2 separate regions of the Homo sapiens genome follow, and region 2 is linked to region 1. A link is a contact called in ENCODE Hi-C data. All regions are on one chromosome and are shown on one strand. Each heading gives the region's core, a stretch centred on a gene start or an enhancer-like site at or near the end of the contact. The rest is flanking DNA. Distances are from core to core; before and after follow the strand shown. Region 1 overlaps LINC02608 (long intergenic non-protein coding RNA 2608). Region 2 has its middle 16 kb from the start of LINC02771.

Evidence for each region. Hi-C counts contacts between places; a loop is a spot of excess contacts on that map. Pooled maps may share reads with other maps.
Region 2: a pooled map shows a loop between it and region 1 (3-fold over the local background). The contact joins two enhancer-like sites. A Hi-C loop is called at or near these places in 2 of 168 maps with a recorded cell type or tissue (ascending aorta and cardiac septum) and 5 of 50 pooled maps.

The regions. Positions count from the first base shown.
Region 1 is chr1:212,236,927-212,240,348 of GRCh38, reverse strand. LINC02608 (long intergenic non-protein coding RNA 2608) reads left to right here. Exons shown (of 4, transcript NR_125984.1): 2 at 1,373-1,442. Among named protein-coding and RNA genes, the nearest start is that of LINC02608, 46 kb to the left of the region's middle. Within about 2 kb of position 1,553, at least 9 of the 41 ENCODE cell types and tissues checked have a DNase peak (open chromatin) inside an H3K27ac peak, as active enhancers do.
Region 2 is chr1:212,454,731-212,458,143 of GRCh38, reverse strand. No RefSeq gene overlaps it. Among named protein-coding and RNA genes, the nearest start is that of LINC02771, 16 kb to the left of the region's middle. Within about 2 kb of position 2,108, at least 4 of the 41 ENCODE cell types and tissues checked have a DNase peak (open chromatin) inside an H3K27ac peak, as active enhancers do.

The sequences.
Region 1 (3,422 bases), core at 304-2,803:
TGCTTTCCACCAAAAACAAGGGGGAAAAAGGGAGAAAGAACAAGAAATTCAGATATTTTGTTTTCTCATATTTAAGGTGAGATGATTCTTTTTATAAAATTAAGATTATTTCTAACATCATTAGATCTTCTAAAAATAACAGGTTTATTAAATAAGAAATGTATATTTACTGTAGAAAAATGTAAATACACATAAGCAAAAAGAACTTAAATAACCTAAAATCCTTCCTATCAGAGACAGCCTCCATTAATATGTTGATGTATAAATGAAAATGTTTTTCTATACACACATATACATTTTTTCCTTCTGAAAATAGGATCAGACTATTCATTCTGTTTTTCAAGTGGATCCTGACATTTAGCAACATACTGAAAAAAATCTTTCTATGTTAATAAGTATACTTATATAGCATTGATTTCAACAGTTATATGGTAATCTGTTGTTTAGGTACATCCCCTATGGCTGGATAGTTACATTTATTTTTCACTATTAACAGTCTTATAAATATACTATGTGCAAACATGTATGTTTTTTAAGGCTTCTGAGTGCACAGCCAGCAGCAATACAGCATAAGTAGGGAGGAAGGAGCTGTCACATCCTTCTTTATAGATGCATGCACTAGGCAAGCTCCTCCTAACAATCAGATGGTTACGGGGAACCATTTGATTCCCCTATGCCATGTGACTACCACCATCCTGGTCACAACTGATTGGATTAGCATCCTTTTCTCCCCTAAAAGCAACCATCTGGGAGTGGCCCAAAGCCTATGAGGGGGCAGGAGACCCCTTCCCTGAGAGGGATTCCTACCTTGGGTGGTGGGTGGACAAACTGAGCAGATTCTCCCTCAAGTTACTGAACACAACACACACAAGAGGCCTTTAGTCAGCAAGGGCAGGAGCAGGCAACAGTGGATTCCCCACAACGTCAGAGAGGAAGGAGTCCTATCCAGTGTGGTTCCCAGAGCCGCCCTCCCTGGCTCCGGCTAGTTTAACCTGGAGGGTGAAGGGACAGCCTCCAGAGCCAGAGAACCTGGCTTTGGATCCTGGTTCCATCACTTCTTACCTAGAGGATCTCTGGTTAGTCCCTTTGCCTGTCTGACCCTGAGTTTCCTCATCTGAAAATGAGGAGATTAACACCTACTACAAAAGGTCACTGTGAAAACTAAACAAAATAATATATTAAAAAGCCTTTAGAAGAATGCCTGGTATAGAATAGGTAGTATTATGCCTCTGCTGGGAAGGTTTGTTTTACCTAGAACCACAGGAGTTTAAGGAGTGCTATAGGTCACTGATACCTGCAAGGACAAACTGGTGACTTCGGATACCCTGTTATTATTAGTTTACTCTTTAAGTGTTTTCGTCTCCTCCACCAGCTTGGCGAACTCCTTGAGGACATGGGCTTTGTTTTCTGTTCCATTTTACCCTCCACTGTGCCTTCGCAGGGTAAGCTCCTAATCTGTGATTGATTCTGCTGATTAGTGAGATTGTCTTTTCCTTGTTGAGCCAGCACAGCCAGTTTGAACCAGTGTAGTGGGCAGCTGGCCCGGCAGCCTAGCTCTCCTCCCTCCATGACAGCCTTCCAGAAGTAACTCTCCCTGGAAGGCAGGCAGAGCACAGCAGCCCTCAGCAGCAAGTGGAAGCTTTGTGTTCAACGCAGAGCCAGCCAAACTCTTGGGACTGGAAGTTGTCACCTATTGCAGTTTGCAGGCTTGAAAAAACATCCCCATCGAAGCTAACCCAGAACCTCCTACAGCATGTGCCAGGGCTGACAAAATGTAGAGGTGCAAGTCTGTTTTAGGGACTGCTTCCTTCAGGAAAGCCTGCTTCCTGAGAAGGCCTGAAGGACACGCCGTGGCTTCCCTCTCTGGTGTGTCCTGAGGCTAGAACCCCAAATAAAGGGAATGAAGTCATGAGGTCAGTGAAAGTTGTTGGTCCTTCTCACCGATTCAGTCCCTCCTGAACTTGCCTGCTGGCCTACCTAGGCCACCAAACATGGGCCTTGAATGCCTAATTGCCCAGCAGCTACCAAGACACGGTTTCACATAAGCTGGAGAGAGGCTCAGCTAAACAGGACAACTAGAGAGGAAGGAGATCCTGAGTAGCAGCAGCAAGTTTGGAGCTAAAGGTGTCAGAGCACAGGGATTCAAACTTTTTTTTTTTTTTTTAACATTCCTCTGTGCCAGGTATTAGACTGGGTGTGTTGCATAATAATATGCATAATAATAATATTAAAAGCTAAAACATAGTACACACCATCTGCCAATTACTATGCCAAGCATTTTACACATATTAACTCATTTAATCATTACCAAAAACCATTGAAGTAGGTAGTATTATTATCTCTATTTTACAGATAAAAAAACTGAGGCACAGTAATTTGTTTAAGGTCTCACAGCTACTAAATGGCACACCTGGACATGCACATAATTCTACTGTTATAATTTGAAACTGTCCCCTTTGAAACTCATGTTGAAACTCACTCTCCAGTGAAACAGTATCAGGAGGTGGGGCCTTTCAGAGGTGACTGAGTCATGAGGGCTCTGCCCTCATGATTGGATTGACTAGTCCATTCCTGGGTTAATGGATAATAGGTTATCATTGTGTGAGTGGGTTAGTTATCACAAGAGTGTGTCTGTTATAAAAAGCCAGGTTGGTTCTCTCTCATGAGCCCCCTCACCATGTGATGTCCCAAGCTGCCTTGGGACTCTGCAGAGGGTCCCCATAAGAGGAAGGCCCCGACTAGATGGAATCCTTTGTCCCTGGACTTCTCAGCCTCCAGAACTGTAAGAAATAAATTCCTTTTTTCTGCCTCAGCCTCCCAAGTAGCTGGGACTACAAGCTCCTGCCACCACACCCGGCTAATTTTTTGTATTTTTAGTAGAGATGGGGTTTCACCATGTTAGCCAGGATGGTCTTGATCTCCTGACCTCGTGATCCGCCTACCTCGGCCTCCCAAAGTGCTGGGATTACAGGCGTGAGCCACTGCGCCCAGCCAAATAAATTCCTTTAAAAAAAAAAGTACCTAGTCTCAGGGATTTAGTTATTGCAACAGAAAGCAGACTAAGACACCTACTGGAAAGCTTTTCAATTAAAGTCTAATATGATCATCTACACATGTATACATTTAATTCTCATAGTAAGTCTATAAGCTACGTTAATGTGGTCTCATTTTACAGATGAGAAAACTGATGGTCAGAGAGGTTAAATATGTTCAAGTTCCATAAGTAACAAGTGGTGAATATCATGCCAGTCCTGTGTGGCTCCACCACACCCTGACACAAAAAGAAGACCTTGCAAAAGAACAGGAAAATGCTTAGTGGGCTTAGGAAAGGAGGCCACTGCAAAACCACAAAAATTGGGAATATGCTACCCTGCAGGAGGTAGCACCCAGGCACAGCAAAGGGTGGAGGCTCCGGAACCAAT
Region 2 (3,413 bases), core at 859-3,358, 220 kb before region 1:
TGGTGTTGGCCTCTGAATTAGGGGTGAAGTTAGTTCTACAAGTGTTAGAAAGATTGTAAACTGAATTTAGCTGCTGCTATGGTAAGGAACTGCTGCTGCCGGGGTGAAGAAGTACTACCGGAGCCGCTTACAAGAACAGAAGTAAACAAGAAAAAGAGGGCTTCCCTCCAGCTTTCCAGTGTCCTTCTAGCACCCCCTACTGGCTGAATCCGATAGGAAGCAGCTGCCAAAGCCAAAAGTGGTTTGCCAAGTCCCAGCCCTACCATCAAAGAAGAGAGAATAGAAGAAGGACTAGAGTGACCAGGAGCTGAAGCCTGAGCCTGCTCTCATGCACACATGTGTGCACGCACACTTGCCTATGCTCACAGGTATACACCTACACATGGACCACAAGCGCCCTCTCCACAGATTTGATTGTGGGTCCTACGCTTTGGGTGTCACGCAAAGTCAGCAAACCTCAAGGCCTTGACTACAGAGACTTTTCTGATTCTGAAACTCCGGCCTCAAACATCACCCATCATCGTCCCATCCCCAAACAGCCACCAGTTTGAGTCCTTTCTGTAAAAAGGAAGCTCAGAGTTCTCCATCTCTGGAGAGATACCTGGGCTTTCAGGGAGAAAATGTCAACAGCAGCCACCCCATGTCTCCTGGAGGGGACTCCAGTAGAGGCCCAGGGAAAAGCAAGCTCTGCACCAAACTGCCCAGTGTGTAGTGAACACAACAGAGCTCATTTACCAACAGGAGGCACACACTAAACACATTCTTCTGGTCTCTGCTTAATCCCAGCTCATTCTGTCTTATTAGGTCCCTCTGCTCTCCTATTGTTTTCCACCACTGTGCATTGCTGTGTCGTTCAGAGCATGTGTCACAGTGTGCTTTTTTTTTTTCCAAAATGTGCTGTCTGTCTATCTCCTCCTCTAGATTGCCAACTCACAAGAGTGGGGCCATGCCAGCTTCTTCCACCCCTGCAGACTCAGGGCCTGGCACATCATAAGTCTCAAGTGTTTGTCAAATGAATCTATTAAAAAATAGAAAATGGCTCTAGAGGCATTGAGATAAATGGACAGGTGATGGATCTGTAGATTGGGGTGTATGCGACATAACGAACTCTGAGGAATGTTGTGGAAGGCAATTGCTCTCCTGTCCTACAAACCATCTCCAGATAAAGAGGACAGCAGGCAGGATGACTGCTCTGCCATCATGGTGTTTCTGCTGTGCTTGTGACTCTGTTCAGCCCTGTACATCCATGGAGATTAGGGCCTGAACCCAGGCTTCTCCCCTCATCCCAACTTCACCTCTGCTTCTTGGAAGGCATGGGGCTCATTGAGTGTTATAGCTGGTGGGACCCTATAGATTACAAAGGTGGCTCCACATCACCATCACCTGGGGAACATTTAAAAACATCAGTGTCTGGACACTACCACTAGTTTCCGATTCTTTGAGTTCCACAGTTCAGTGTAGCATAGTGGATGCCCAGAAACATGAACTCAAGTCCTAACTCTGCCACATACTGTATGATCTTGGCCAAGTTACTTGACTTCTCTCTGCCTCGATTTCTGGAGATGACAGCAGTATCAATCTCACAGGCTTGTTGTGAGGATCAAAGTCAACAATGTATGTGAAGCTCTTGGTGCAATGTCTGGCTCAGAGTAAATACTGAATAAAATGTAGCTATTATTGAAATTATTATCTCACAGCTACTTAGCGGCTGGCGTGGGATGAGCCTCCTGATCCTGGATCCAGTGTTCTTTCCAACACGTCACTCTGAATGTGCACACAGCCTGAGGTCAGACTCGGCAAGGCAAACATATAGTTGCTCTCCCTGGGACCCTTTAATTAAACCGTATGGAACAGAGAACTGCCCCTGAGAACCAACAGCAGATCTGACCCCTGGGAAGCAGAGAGCTGGAGAACACAGGAGTTCGGCAGTGCAGCTTTCAGGTCCTTTGGGAAGCCATTTGGCTGCTTCTGTTAGCATTTCATTATGGAAATACTGGGAACCAAAAATAGAAGTTCTTGAGGGAGCTTAATCCTCTGGGCTTTACAAAACAGCTGCTGGAGAGTTCCCGGAATTGACCACCAGGGGGCACTGTCGTCCCATGCAGGCAGCTGCTGGTGGGTCGGACCAGGACAGAAGTGTCCAAGAAAAAACCAACACCCTTCAGCAAGCTCCTACCCCAAGCCTGCCTTGCTGGGGACTCTGTGGCTGGGATCCCTGTGGATCTCCACAGCTCCTGGTCCTAGAGAAACCACTTTGCAACTCAGCCCACTGCTCTCCTCTTTGGGGACCCTTAAGAGCAGAGCAGGTTCCTGCATTTATTTTAATCGATCCTTCCTCCCACCTCACCCCAAAACCAGGACCTAGGGCAGTGCTGGACATATAATAAGCAAGAAATATGCATCTCCTTTGTTGATTAATGGATATGTGAAATCAGGTGCAATTGTTAAATTGTGGGACGTATCAAATAACAAAATTTCAATAAATTGAGCTGTAAAGGTCTAGTTTGCCTTTATTAGCAATTCATGAACTGGGCAGTATCCAGTCTACAAAATAAAAAGGAACTCCCATGAGCTGAGCTAAGGGCTGAGCTTATAGGCAGAAAAGGCTGAAGAAAGCCAAAACAAGAAATAAGATGCAGATTGGCCGTTTCAAAGTTACTTTCCTTATTGAGGATCTTGTTAGCCTAATGGGATATGACTATCAACTCTCTCCTGATTTCTCAGAAGCTCAGATCCAAGTAAACAGCTTCGTTTTTGGTTTCGTGGTGCGGAACCTTAGTGTGAGTGACTCCATTTTGGATGGGTCTGTTGGACCCTAATGCAGGAGGTCAGTCCAAATAATGGCCTCCCATACATTTTGTTTAACAGAAGGAAACTGCTTGATCTTTGAAGGAATGGCAGAGAGAGTGCAGTGGTGTGAATCAGACAGAGGTTATGAGTGACAGTTAAGGGGAGGGTCATGGATAAACGGGAAAGGGGAAGAAGTGAGAGGGCTCAGGCAGGAAGGCAACAGATGTATTTCAGGGATCCTGAGTAGTAAGAGATTCCTCAATGTGGAGGCCAAATCCAGAAATATGGGGGAGATTAGACAAGGGAGTCCCAGCCACAGCTCACATGGCCTCCAGGTGGGCATCACCGGCCACCACAGCCACTATGACCTCTCCTATCTTTGGGGTGGCTTGCAGCTGCCACCAGCAGGCTCTGAGCTCCCACAGGTGGGCCTGGGTCCCACGACCTCCCTCTGGGTGATGCCATGGGGCTTAGTACCCTGAGCCTGTATCACACATCCTTAGTCCGAGAGAGCCTCTCTCAAATGACAGCAGGTCTTGTTCACCACAGAATTCTGTGAAGACTAGAGCACAAGAAATACTTGTTAACTAAAGGATTAAACTATGTGTTAAAAAAAAAAAAAA